3 separate regions of the Homo sapiens genome follow, and all the other regions are linked to region 1. The links are chromatin contacts, found by Hi-C or POLR2A ChIA-PET in ENCODE. All regions are on one chromosome and are shown on one strand. Each heading gives the region's core, a stretch centred on a gene start or an enhancer-like site at or near the end of the contact. The rest is flanking DNA. Distances are from core to core; before and after follow the strand shown.

Region 1 (3,406 bases), core at 589-3,088:
AAGAGAGGAATGAAATAGATGCAATAAAAAATGATAAAGGGGATATCACCACCGATCCCACAGAAATACAAACTACCATCAGAGAATACTGTAAACACCTCTACACAAATAAACTAGATAATCTAGAAGAAATGGATAAATTCCTGGTCACATACCCCCTCCCAAGACTAAACCAGGAAGAAGTTGAATCCCTGAGTAGACCAAAAACAGGGTCTGAAATTGAGGCAATAATTAATAGCCTACCAACCAAAAAAAGTCCAGGACCAGATGGATTCCCAGCTATGAAAATTTAAATCTGTGTGACTTTGGCAGGTCACTTACTCCATCATAGTTTCTTACATTTTCCTGTCATTTGTGACTGTTTAAATATCATAAAATTATTGTGAGAAGAAAATGAGTTAATGTTTGTAAGTTGTTTATTACAATGGTTGTCACATAGAAATAATAAACTATTTTTCTTATTATGAAATACATAAAGACATAGCATAGTCTCACTTTATCTGCTGAGCACTTGCTTGTTCATCTTCTATTTTTCTGAACTTTTTTCTTATTTACTGCACTACAGGGTGTCTTTGGTAAAGGACCATATGTCCTTTCATTTTGGTAGGCATACTTTGCATATCTTTCGTTGCTTATATGTTCTGGAGAAGACCTGTAGGCAATGGAGCTCTTTAAGAGTAAGATAAAGGCAAGGATTTCTTTAACCTAGATTATATATGGCCATAATTTTGAAAATATTTTCCATAGGCTTCTCACCTTTAGAACAGAATATATGATATTGGCCTACTTTAGGTAAGCTAGTATGTAGAGAATCTATCAGAGTTTCATGATACCCTTAATAGCTGAAAATGTGTATATCTAGATATTAATATCACAATGTCTATAAATAACTATATTTTATAGGAATCACTGACCTATTTTATAGACAAGCTATATGCCTTTTAGCAGACATTTTCTCCTTTGATATGTGAGTTCTCATTGTTTCCTTTTATTAATAGATATTAGGTGATTGATTCATAGAAGGACAAATTGAACTAAAATTACCTCCTTTTATTTTTCACCATTTGTCCTTGGTTTCATTTTCAATATACCATAAGTAGAAAGAAGGAATACAAGGTGAGAAAGAATTTATGTGGTGCTTGTCTTCCAGCTCATCCACAGAGCACATCTACCGTAGCATTTTTTTTTCATGTCAACATAGATAGTCCTCTGTCTATACCCAAATTAGGAACAAGACGGAATCATGTACTGGTTTATTAGTTGGATGATGAAAGTCATATCTGGATTTGTACTCTCGATCTTTTAGTTGTGTAACAAGGTCATTTGTAAAATGGGGATTTAGTATAATGCTTCCTACTTCATAGGTGTGATATAATGATTTAATGAAATAATTACTCTAAAGCACTTATGCAGCTTCCTGGGCCTTCTAATAATTGTTAAAAAAAATTCAGCCTTGATCCTAGGAATTGGAGCATCTTAAAATCACAGGTGATTCTGATGCAGGTAGTTGGGGAAACATTCTTTAAGATAATGGGACAAATTGCTCTTTGCCAGTCACAGAAGCCATATGTCTATTTTTGTCCACCTGGCTTAATAACTTTCAGAATAAATGAGTACTGTAAACTTAATAGAACATAAATTATAATTTTGATTTGACAAGCACTTGGTTGGCATATATGTGTACGTATATCCGAATGTATATGAATGAAACACACTTTGAGAACTGAAGCTGAGGATTTTGTTAAGAAATGCTGTACTCTTATTTCCCGAAAACCATAGGAGATGACTAATACCAATGTCAGTGAAAGTTGTGACTCAAGGTTTATTCAAGGTTTATTCAAGTCAAAGAGTAGAAGAATTTCTTAAGAATAATTGTGTGCTGGCAGACATTTTCAGGCTTAAGACATTTCATTTTCTAATTTACAAACATGAAATATAAGATTTTTATTACTAGTGTGGTTAGTCATGCTGCTCCAGATGCTAATTTTCATTTCCTAAACAAGTTATTAAAGTGAAAAATCAGTTCTCCAGATTTTCATTTGGTGGCTGTAATTTCAATCCATTCAGCACTAACTAAATGAAAACCACTCTGCCTGTAGCATACTTGTTCTTTTCCTTCTGCCTCATGGTTTTACCCTACAGGTTCTCTCTAATTGCTGCTCCTTTTCTAGTTTTTACATTTTCTTCTTTGCTCCTTAAATATTGGTAAAAGGAGTTTATTCCTATCAAAATTAATGTTAATAATCATCAGTTAAGTATATGCTTACTGCTGAAGAAAGACTAAAGGAGTTTTCAAATCTGTTCTTTCTGTCCCATGCACATGTAATCCTCTAGTACTCTGATTGTACAAAAGCAATCATTTGGATATTCAGAATTTAGATTCCTTTCCAGTATGGTCTTTCTTAATTCTTAATTCCAATTCTTTGGGATCTGATAGATGCTGCTTTTCTTCAGTTACATTTTTCTTCTCTCCAGGCTTTATATTTATATCTAGGTTAGAACTATTTTTTTTTAAATAATTCTGTGTGCCTGTGATTGGTTGATATGTTTCCCCACATTGTTTCATTTCATGGCATGTCAACACTGTTATTATTCATCTGCTCTTAAAAGCCCTGCTCATGAAGGACTGTAAAAAAATTATTTCATGGTCTTTACAACAAATTTATATTCTGTTTCAGTTTTTGTTTTACTTTGATTTTTGTGTCTTTGTTAAAACATAACTAAAATCTTAATGTTGTTCAATTTTGCTTTGTTTTATATTTAAGCTCAATGCAAAAGACATTTGTTAATTTGATTTAACAAGCAGTAAATATTCGTTGAATGTTTAATAAAGTAGCTATAGAGAATAATTCCACAAATAACTTCTTTGCTGTCTTATAGCCTATTGTAGGTTGTATCTGATCTCATTTTTCTGTGTCATATTGACATGAATAGCTATAAATTCAGGACATTTTCTGAGAAGTAGTACCTTGCATGCAGCACATTTCAAAAAAGTCACTTGAGCATAGATTTAAACTCTAGATCATATTTGTTTCTTTCCACTAGTTTTCAGCTTCATGATTTCTTTTTTTTTAAAGTATAGATTAATGTAATCATGAAGTCAATTTATTATCTAAGAAACCTTAATGCCAACATTTTTTCCCTTTTGCAATGATTGTGTAACACAAATAATATTAGATATAAGATTCACATTTGATAGGTAGTTTTTAAAAAAATAAGTAAAGCGATATAAAATACTTTCCTTGGTTTGTTTGCCATTTCCTTATGTTTGGAAGAGCATGGCAATAAATACTTTGTATATCTACCACCACCAGACATTGATAGGAATCAGTAACCATAGTAGGAGGAGCATGGTATTGTAGTCTACAGCAGTTAAAAGCAAAGGCTATTCAGCTTGGTATGGCTT
Region 2 (3,406 bases), core at 452-2,951, 150 kb after region 1:
GGAAAGAAATGTGGAAAGTTGTCCATGCCGATATTGAAAGATTTATGGTTTCCTTTGTATAGCTCCTCAGGATCAGTAATAAAACTTACAGACTGGGACTATTTGCTGAGGCCCTCCAGATATGTCCAGGCCTCAGTTCCTTGTCCATTTTCTGGGTAACTGTCATTTCCTGAGAACTCTAGCTGCCTTCTCTGAGGATATGGAACCCTCCTCCCAACCCTCTCTCCTCAGCCCAGTTGAAACTTCAGCCTGAGGCTAACATTTTATTCCTTATTGTTTCTTCCAGTGTGCTTTTTCTAATACTCTTTTATCCCTCCTATGCATTAGCAAACACTTTTAATTATCCTAAGCATTTAAGCTTTTGAACAACAAAAGCCAAAAAGAACTGAACTCTGCTTGGGCTGAGTCTCTAAGTAAACTCACTCTCTACTGTGTCATGTATCTCCCCTTAGGGAATAAGGTGTGGAGCAGGCAACCCACGTGAAGTGGGCTAAAAGTCATGTGAGAGAGAAACAGAGGTAGAAAAACGCAAACTAAAACAAGTAAATATCTCAAAATATCATCTAGCTTCACCTGCTTTGTATGCTATTTCCCCTCTGCTTTTGTTGAATTTGAAATTGCTTTTGTTGAATTCCCTAGTTTACAGTCTCCACTCTCAGTTATTTCATGAACATTTTCTTTTGTGCAGCCCACTGCACTGACCTATTCACATGCTGTTTCCGTTTTGCAGTCTTCTCTTGGTACCACCACAAGCTGCCTCCTGAAACCCCTGGGCAGGAGTGCAGAAGCTCACTTGAGCTCACATACGGGGCCGATTGCGCTGCCTAGAACTCACTACCCTGAAAGGCTATTCTTAGATTCCTCATCTAGTGAGGGAATTGCACTATTTCATGTCAGAAGTGTACCAGTTAAAAACAAACAAACAAAAAAAAGAATTAGGAATCTAGGACCCTTTTAAATTATTCTCCTGCTACCATTAGAAATCCTTTTATCCTATCCACTGTGTTTTTCATGTCCTGGCCAAAGCAAAACTATAGAGAATGAAAATCTCCACTTTTACAGTTTCATTTAGCAGGGAAATGTTCTCAGTGCCTGAGTGGAACCTCAGTGCCTGTGTGGGAACCTCTAAAACTGTGTAGCTAATTTCCAAAAAATTTCCAATATATTTATTTAAAAAAAAACACATATAAGTGGACCTACACAGTTCAAACTCATGTTGTTCAAGGGTCAACTATCGTAACGACTGAGTAAGAGTTAGGATAGGTATATCCTTCTTTTAGACCAAAAATGAAATAATATTGATACTAATTTAAAGTTCACATACTTAGATAGCTATAAAAGAATTTATTCCATGAGAATATTACCTTTGCATGTGTATATAAAAGTCTCTGTAGCTATGTGCAAACTTGGAAACATAATAATTAGTTATATAAAAGGGTTTTGATATAAAAAGGCTTCAGTAAAGTTTTCTAAGGCAACAGAATACTTTTTTAAGTTTAACAGAAATTAATTCAAATACTAATTCTGTGGCTTGTGAAACAAGAAATCTTGGATAAATGACTAAATCTTTGTGAATGTCAACTTATTCAAAAATAGAGAATACCTACTCTGTTTTGCAAAGACTAAATAAGACAATGACTACTTTCTGGCACATTGTAGTGTTTAACAAACAGTTGTTAATTTATTTATTGAAATGACCGCAGGGCATGTTGGTTAAGAGCACAGACAATTTACCTGGGCTGCTTGTCTCTGAATCACAACTCTGTCACTTATGAGCTATGTGGCCTTAGGCAGATGACTTAACTTCAATGAATGTCAGTTTCTTCATCTGTAAAATGTGGATGATAAAGAGCACTGGCCTCATAGAGTTGTGAAAAAGAAATGAATTAACATATATAAATGCCTACAGCAGTTTTTAGCACTAAGCAAGCATTAAGCAGGTGTTAGCTCTTATTAATATTCAATAGATGAGATAAGGGTAAAAGGAAGTAATATTTATCCAGTGTATTACACACAAACTATTGTCTTCAACTTATTTACATTATCTCATATAATCCTTACAGCAGTCCTGAGGGGTAAGAATTTATTTCCCTATTTTTCAGTTCAGGAAATAGATTTAGAGAACCAAAATCTCTCCAGTATACTAAATCATCCATCTCAATTATTTAAATCCTTCTCTTTTCCCTTTTCTCTTGTTAGATTAGCTCTTCATCTAAGGAGTAGATATTACATGGGTTTATTGGTTTACCTTACCCTGTTTTCTCAGTCTGTTCCATGTAAAGTTCTAGAGCTCATTGGGAGAGTCTTTGGTCTGATGCTCTTGTCTAATCTGTATTCACAATGCCCCTAACACTTAAAAGTCTATAGAGAAAGCATAGAATGAAAGGGTAATTCATCAATGGTAATTCAGATCTATCTTAAGTGCCCCCACCTGCTCATAGTGCTACATTCAATCATTTTTCAAATGTGTCCCTTTATGGTTTGGGGCACTATTTACCAGGCACAGTACTTTTTATACCTGATGATATAAGCCAAAAAGATATGTTCTCTTTTTCAGGAGATGTACAATCCAGTTTGAAAGACAAATGCAAAAGAAACTAAACAACAATAAAATATAAATCAATAATTTGGGATATATGCTGTAAGAAGAAAAAACAGCAGGTGCTAGAGAAAGAATATCTATGTGGACAGAGGACAGAATAATTTTGACAGACAGTAAGTAAAGAGTTCTCAGTGGAGGTGACATTTCAGTGGAAGCCTGAGGGATGAGGAGAAGACAGCCATGAAAAGGTGGGCAGGGAGTGTAAGTGAAAAAGTGTATCTGAGTTGCCTAGACAATTAGAATAACTGAGAATACAGTTCACTTCCATTCTACTTCAACTGAATTTAAAGCAGGTGAACTAAATTACTCTTAGAAGTTTGTTAAATAGAGCATGAAGTAGAACACCACATATATAGTTAAGCACAGTAACTTACGTACACATTAAAAATAGACGTTAACCATATTAAAAAAAGCAAGCCCATATCCAGGTGTCCCAGCATTCAAACCAGCATGCCTTTTAGACAAATGACAAATCTGTATATCCTTGTGGCAGGGGTGAGGAATTCTAAACCTTTCTGTTTTGCAAACCAGGCTTCCTCATTTCTGCTTTTAGATTATATCTTTGTCATGTCAGCATATGTAGGGGTTAATTGAGGTGATGGAGTAGCCTCTTAATGTAGGCATTGTTCTAAAGCCCATATTTAAGGCAATGGCTGTTAAAAAGCAATGTGATAAAACTTCACTGTAGTTATTCTGATCTATGAAGCGAATGGTTTCTTTTTTCTTTTCTTTTCTTTTTTTGAGACAGAGTCTTGCTCTATCCCCCAGGCTGGAGTGCAGTGGCACGATCTCGGCTCACTGCAA
Region 3 (3,406 bases), core at 593-3,092, 140 kb before region 1:
TCCTGGCAAACTAATACACACGCAAACAAAATGCCTCTTTTTATTCCTTAGCACCTCATCACCGATTTCATTATTCACTTCTTCAGGCAAGCTGCGCGGGTTAGCTTCAAGCTCTTCCCTTAATTGCACCAGAAGTTAAGTCTGGGCGTTGGACATACACACTCTAAATCCTTACGCGTGGGTCTGTCTGTGAACAGCCCGGAGCAGCGGAGCAAGTTAGTGGGAGGGTATCGCCAACTGTCTGCTCGCTCCAAGTGGCAGCCTTCATGGATCCATCACCCCTAAACCCACAGCCCCTGTCACTGCCTCTGCACTGAGTCGGCTCAAACAGAATCCAAAGCAGGTTCATCCCTGAAATTCAGACTTGCGCCTGAAGTTACCGGTCCGGAGCCCCTGGGAGCCGCAACGCTCACTGTGGAATGCTCTGGATCGATTTCAGAGCTGTGAGTAGCGCTGCTAGAGGTCATCCTACAAGTTTCATCTTTTGTATTAAATCTTCACTTCTGCGCTCTGCGACTCCACGTTTGCCGCTCAGGAACTCGGTTCCCGGCAAAGTCAACCGCCTTCCAATTTGGAGAGGGACAGTCAAGAACTCCCTTGATTTTGAGGAGATTCTCGATGGAGACGGCGGCGGTGGGTGGCGGAGCGGAGCATCCAGCGCCAGAGCAAAGGAACCTGGTGCCATCTCCAAGCTGGGCAACTTTGCGTTTTCCGCTAGCAGGTCCGAAGCCATAGATATTCGCGAAGCCCCAGAGGGCAGAAATCCTCAGCAATCCTCTGTCTCACAGTTGAAAAGGCAGAGTAGCGCTCTGTTGCAATAGAAACTACGCGGAGCACAAATGCAAGCTTTGGTTAAAAAAAGCACAAAAAACAAAAAAACAACGGGCAAAAGTTTACTCTCTGTAAGCAATTAATTCCTGCAGCCCATTCCGGGTAAAACAAACTCCTCTTGGGAAGCTCCTTTCGTGGGAGTTGTGGATGACACGGGGGCGCTTCTGAGAGCGAAGTCTCTCCTGCCTGGGACGCCCCAGCGGTGTAGCACCCAGTGATCCCTCCCGACCGTCGAGGGAAGAAAAAGAAGTTGGGACAGGAGCTAGCCAGAGACCCGGACAGCTACTCCTGGTGCAAAACCTTGGAAATGGCTGCTAAAGGGGTTGGGTCTCCAGACTCCTAATCCCTCCCCTTTCTCCAGCTGAGCCGTTCACCTGCTACCGTCCAGTTTACAATATAAGCGTAGCACCTAAATTAACCCAGTTCCAAAAGCTAGGCACTACAATTCCCTAAGAAATTCATTTTCAAAACATCTAAGCGACTTTCGGGAGCTCCTTGGGGGAAATGTTACGAAGGGAGTGGGCAGGTAAAGACGGGATGCGAGGGGATTATGTTCACGAAGCGATGTGTAGGCTCCTCTATTCGAAGGACCTCGGGGAGCCCCTCAGCTCCCAGGAGAGCTGCTGCAGCCACTTCAATTCTCCACTACAGAAGGGGCGGAGGTGGCCCCTGGAGGGTGGCGATGGGAACGGGGCTCATCTTTAGTCTGGTGGCCTCTCGCTGGGTGTCGAGGGGGTGTAACTGGCTTCAAGAAAAGAGCTAGGGAGTTGAAATGCCAGACAGGGCAGAGAACGGAGAGGTGGCCCAACGGACTTAACGGCGTGCGGCGAGGAACTGCCTGCCGGCAATCCGCTAACTAGTGAGGATTGATTGACTCTTTCTGTCATCAGCATCCTTGGAACCCCTACCCCTCCTCAGGACTCCCGACTTTTCGCTCGCCACTGGCCGGGGGCCGCGGGCGCAGGGCTGGGCGTGCGTGTGTAGCTGCGCGCGCGCGGGTGTGCGCGCCTGTGTGTGTGCGCAGCCCGAGCTCTGAGCCCGGCTGCCAAGCCCCAGCCGGCTATCCTGCGTCCCGCCTTGCAGCCGCCTCCTCAAAGCCTCCTCACCTGGCGCCGCCGCCCGCCGCCCGCCCAGCCCCGCACCGGCGCTGCCTCCCCTGAAAGTTTCCCCAGCGTAGACACCTTCGCGCTGCAGCAGCCCAGGGAGACGGTGTTCCGAAGCTGTGCCTTGGAGTGGCTCTTCTTACACCTTTCCGCCTCATCCCCACCTAATTCGGGCAGGGAGTAGAAATTTTTCCAAATTAAGGGGAGAAAGGGGGGAGGGGCATTATCGAGAGAAAGCAAGAGGAGCGGCCGCAACTGAGAATATCCTGCCTGATGCCAGGGAATTGACTGACGTGTCTGTGGGGTTACGGAAGAAAACTGAATAGGCAGCCAAGTTGGCCCAGGAGGGGCTGGGAGGCTTCCGGGTGCCGGGAAGGTGGTCCCGGTCTCCATTTCCACTGGTACGAAGGCTTGGAGGCGCCTCTATGGTGAGGGCTTTTGAACCGCCATCCCCTCCTGATCCCTTGGAAAGGAGGAGCCTTCAGAGCTGAGGAGGGGGAAGTCCAGGAAAAGCCCCTGGACTTGTGTGCGTCGCATCCTTGGCTTGGGATTTTAAGGACACGAAGGAGAATTAACAGCGCCTCAAGGTAAGAGGCAGCAAAGCTGCTGCTTGAATTGCCAGAGACAATAACTTAAAATAGATGTTGGGGATGGGGTGGGGGTTAAGTCAAGTTAGGAGGATCTCTCCGGGCGTCGCTACGCGATCGCACGACCCGCCTGGCAAGTCAGGGAGTAGCCGGTGCGGCGCTGCCCAGCTGCGAGGCAGGAAGCCAGAGGAGTGTCCTGTCCTCACACTTTCTGAAACCTATTGGAAAACGATTTCGGACTGGGTTCTCTGTGGAGGTTGATATACAGCGTGGATTTGGGTTTTGGGTTTTCGTTTTTTTACCAGAGAGGTTTTTTTTTTAAATTTTTATTAGCACCGCAGACCCACCCCCAATTGCCATAGAGAGCTGTGGGCACCGGTGAACGCAACTAGGACGCGGTGGCAGGTGAGCCTGGCGCAGGTGGGCAGGTGGGGGCGGCGGCGGCACCCGGCCTGCGGACTCGGGGGCGCGCGAAGCCCACGCTGCCGCTTGGCCGGCTCCCTGCAACCGGCGTCGGAACCTGGGCGCCGCAGGTCGCCTGCTGTTCCCTTCGCCTCCGCTAGAGGCTCCCAGCGGGCGCCGCGGAGCGGGTGGGTGTGGGGGCGCCAGGAGGCGGCGGGGTGAGCGCGGAGAGCCAGCGTGCTCGCGGGGTGGCGGAGCCCGCGCGGCAGGGGCGGGGGACGTGAGCGGCAGTCCCGGCGCGCTTCCGAGCTCCGCACCGCGCCGCGGGGACGCAGGTCCGAACCCGGCTGAGCTCTGGAAAGCTGTGCCTTGAACTGGAGCCACTTCGGGGATGAGATCCTGACCCGCACCCTGAGGGCAGCCCCGGGAGGTAATGCCCTCTTTCTCCTCCACTCTCCTTTCGCCTCTTGGTTCTCTGTAAAT

What was found. Hi-C counts contacts between places; a loop is a spot of excess contacts on that map. ChIA-PET counts read pairs that join two places held with the same protein, here RNA polymerase II (POLR2A).
Region 2: a loop to region 1 is called in a map of PC-3, with 3 times the contacts of the local background. The contact joins two enhancer-like sites. A Hi-C loop is called at or near these places in 2 of 168 maps with a recorded cell type or tissue (PC-3 and mammary epithelial cell). POLR2A ChIA-PET finds 5 or more read pairs at or near these places in 1 of 52 experiments (WTC11).
Region 3: a loop to region 1 is called in a map of PC-3, with 4 times the contacts of the local background. The contact joins the promoter of LINGO2 here to the enhancer-like site in region 1. A Hi-C loop is called at or near these places in 2 of 168 maps with a recorded cell type or tissue (PC-3 and mammary epithelial cell).

The regions. Positions count from the first base shown.
Region 1 is chr9:29,076,928-29,080,333 of GRCh38, reverse strand. All of the region lies in intron 1 of LINGO2 (leucine rich repeat and Ig domain containing 2), which reads left to right. Among named protein-coding and RNA genes, the nearest start is that of LINGO2, 130 kb to the left of the region's middle. Within about 2 kb of position 1,838, at least 3 of the 41 ENCODE cell types and tissues checked have a DNase peak (open chromatin) inside an H3K27ac peak, as active enhancers do; they include PC-3 and mammary epithelial cell, where a contact is called at or near this core.
Region 2 is chr9:28,926,251-28,929,656 of GRCh38, reverse strand. The region is part of intron 2 of LINGO2 (leucine rich repeat and Ig domain containing 2); the gene reads left to right. Among named protein-coding and RNA genes, the nearest start is that of MIR873, 39 kb to the right of the region's middle. RefSeq lists an enhancer at 41-610. Within about 2 kb of position 1,701, at least 2 of the 41 ENCODE cell types and tissues checked have a DNase peak (open chromatin) inside an H3K27ac peak, as active enhancers do; they include PC-3 and mammary epithelial cell, where a contact is called at or near this core.
Region 3 is chr9:29,212,037-29,215,442 of GRCh38, reverse strand. It overlaps LINGO2 (leucine rich repeat and Ig domain containing 2), which reads left to right and starts at 1,842. Exons shown (of 7, transcript NM_001258282.3): 1 at 1,842-2,521. RefSeq lists a silencer at 3,202-3,251.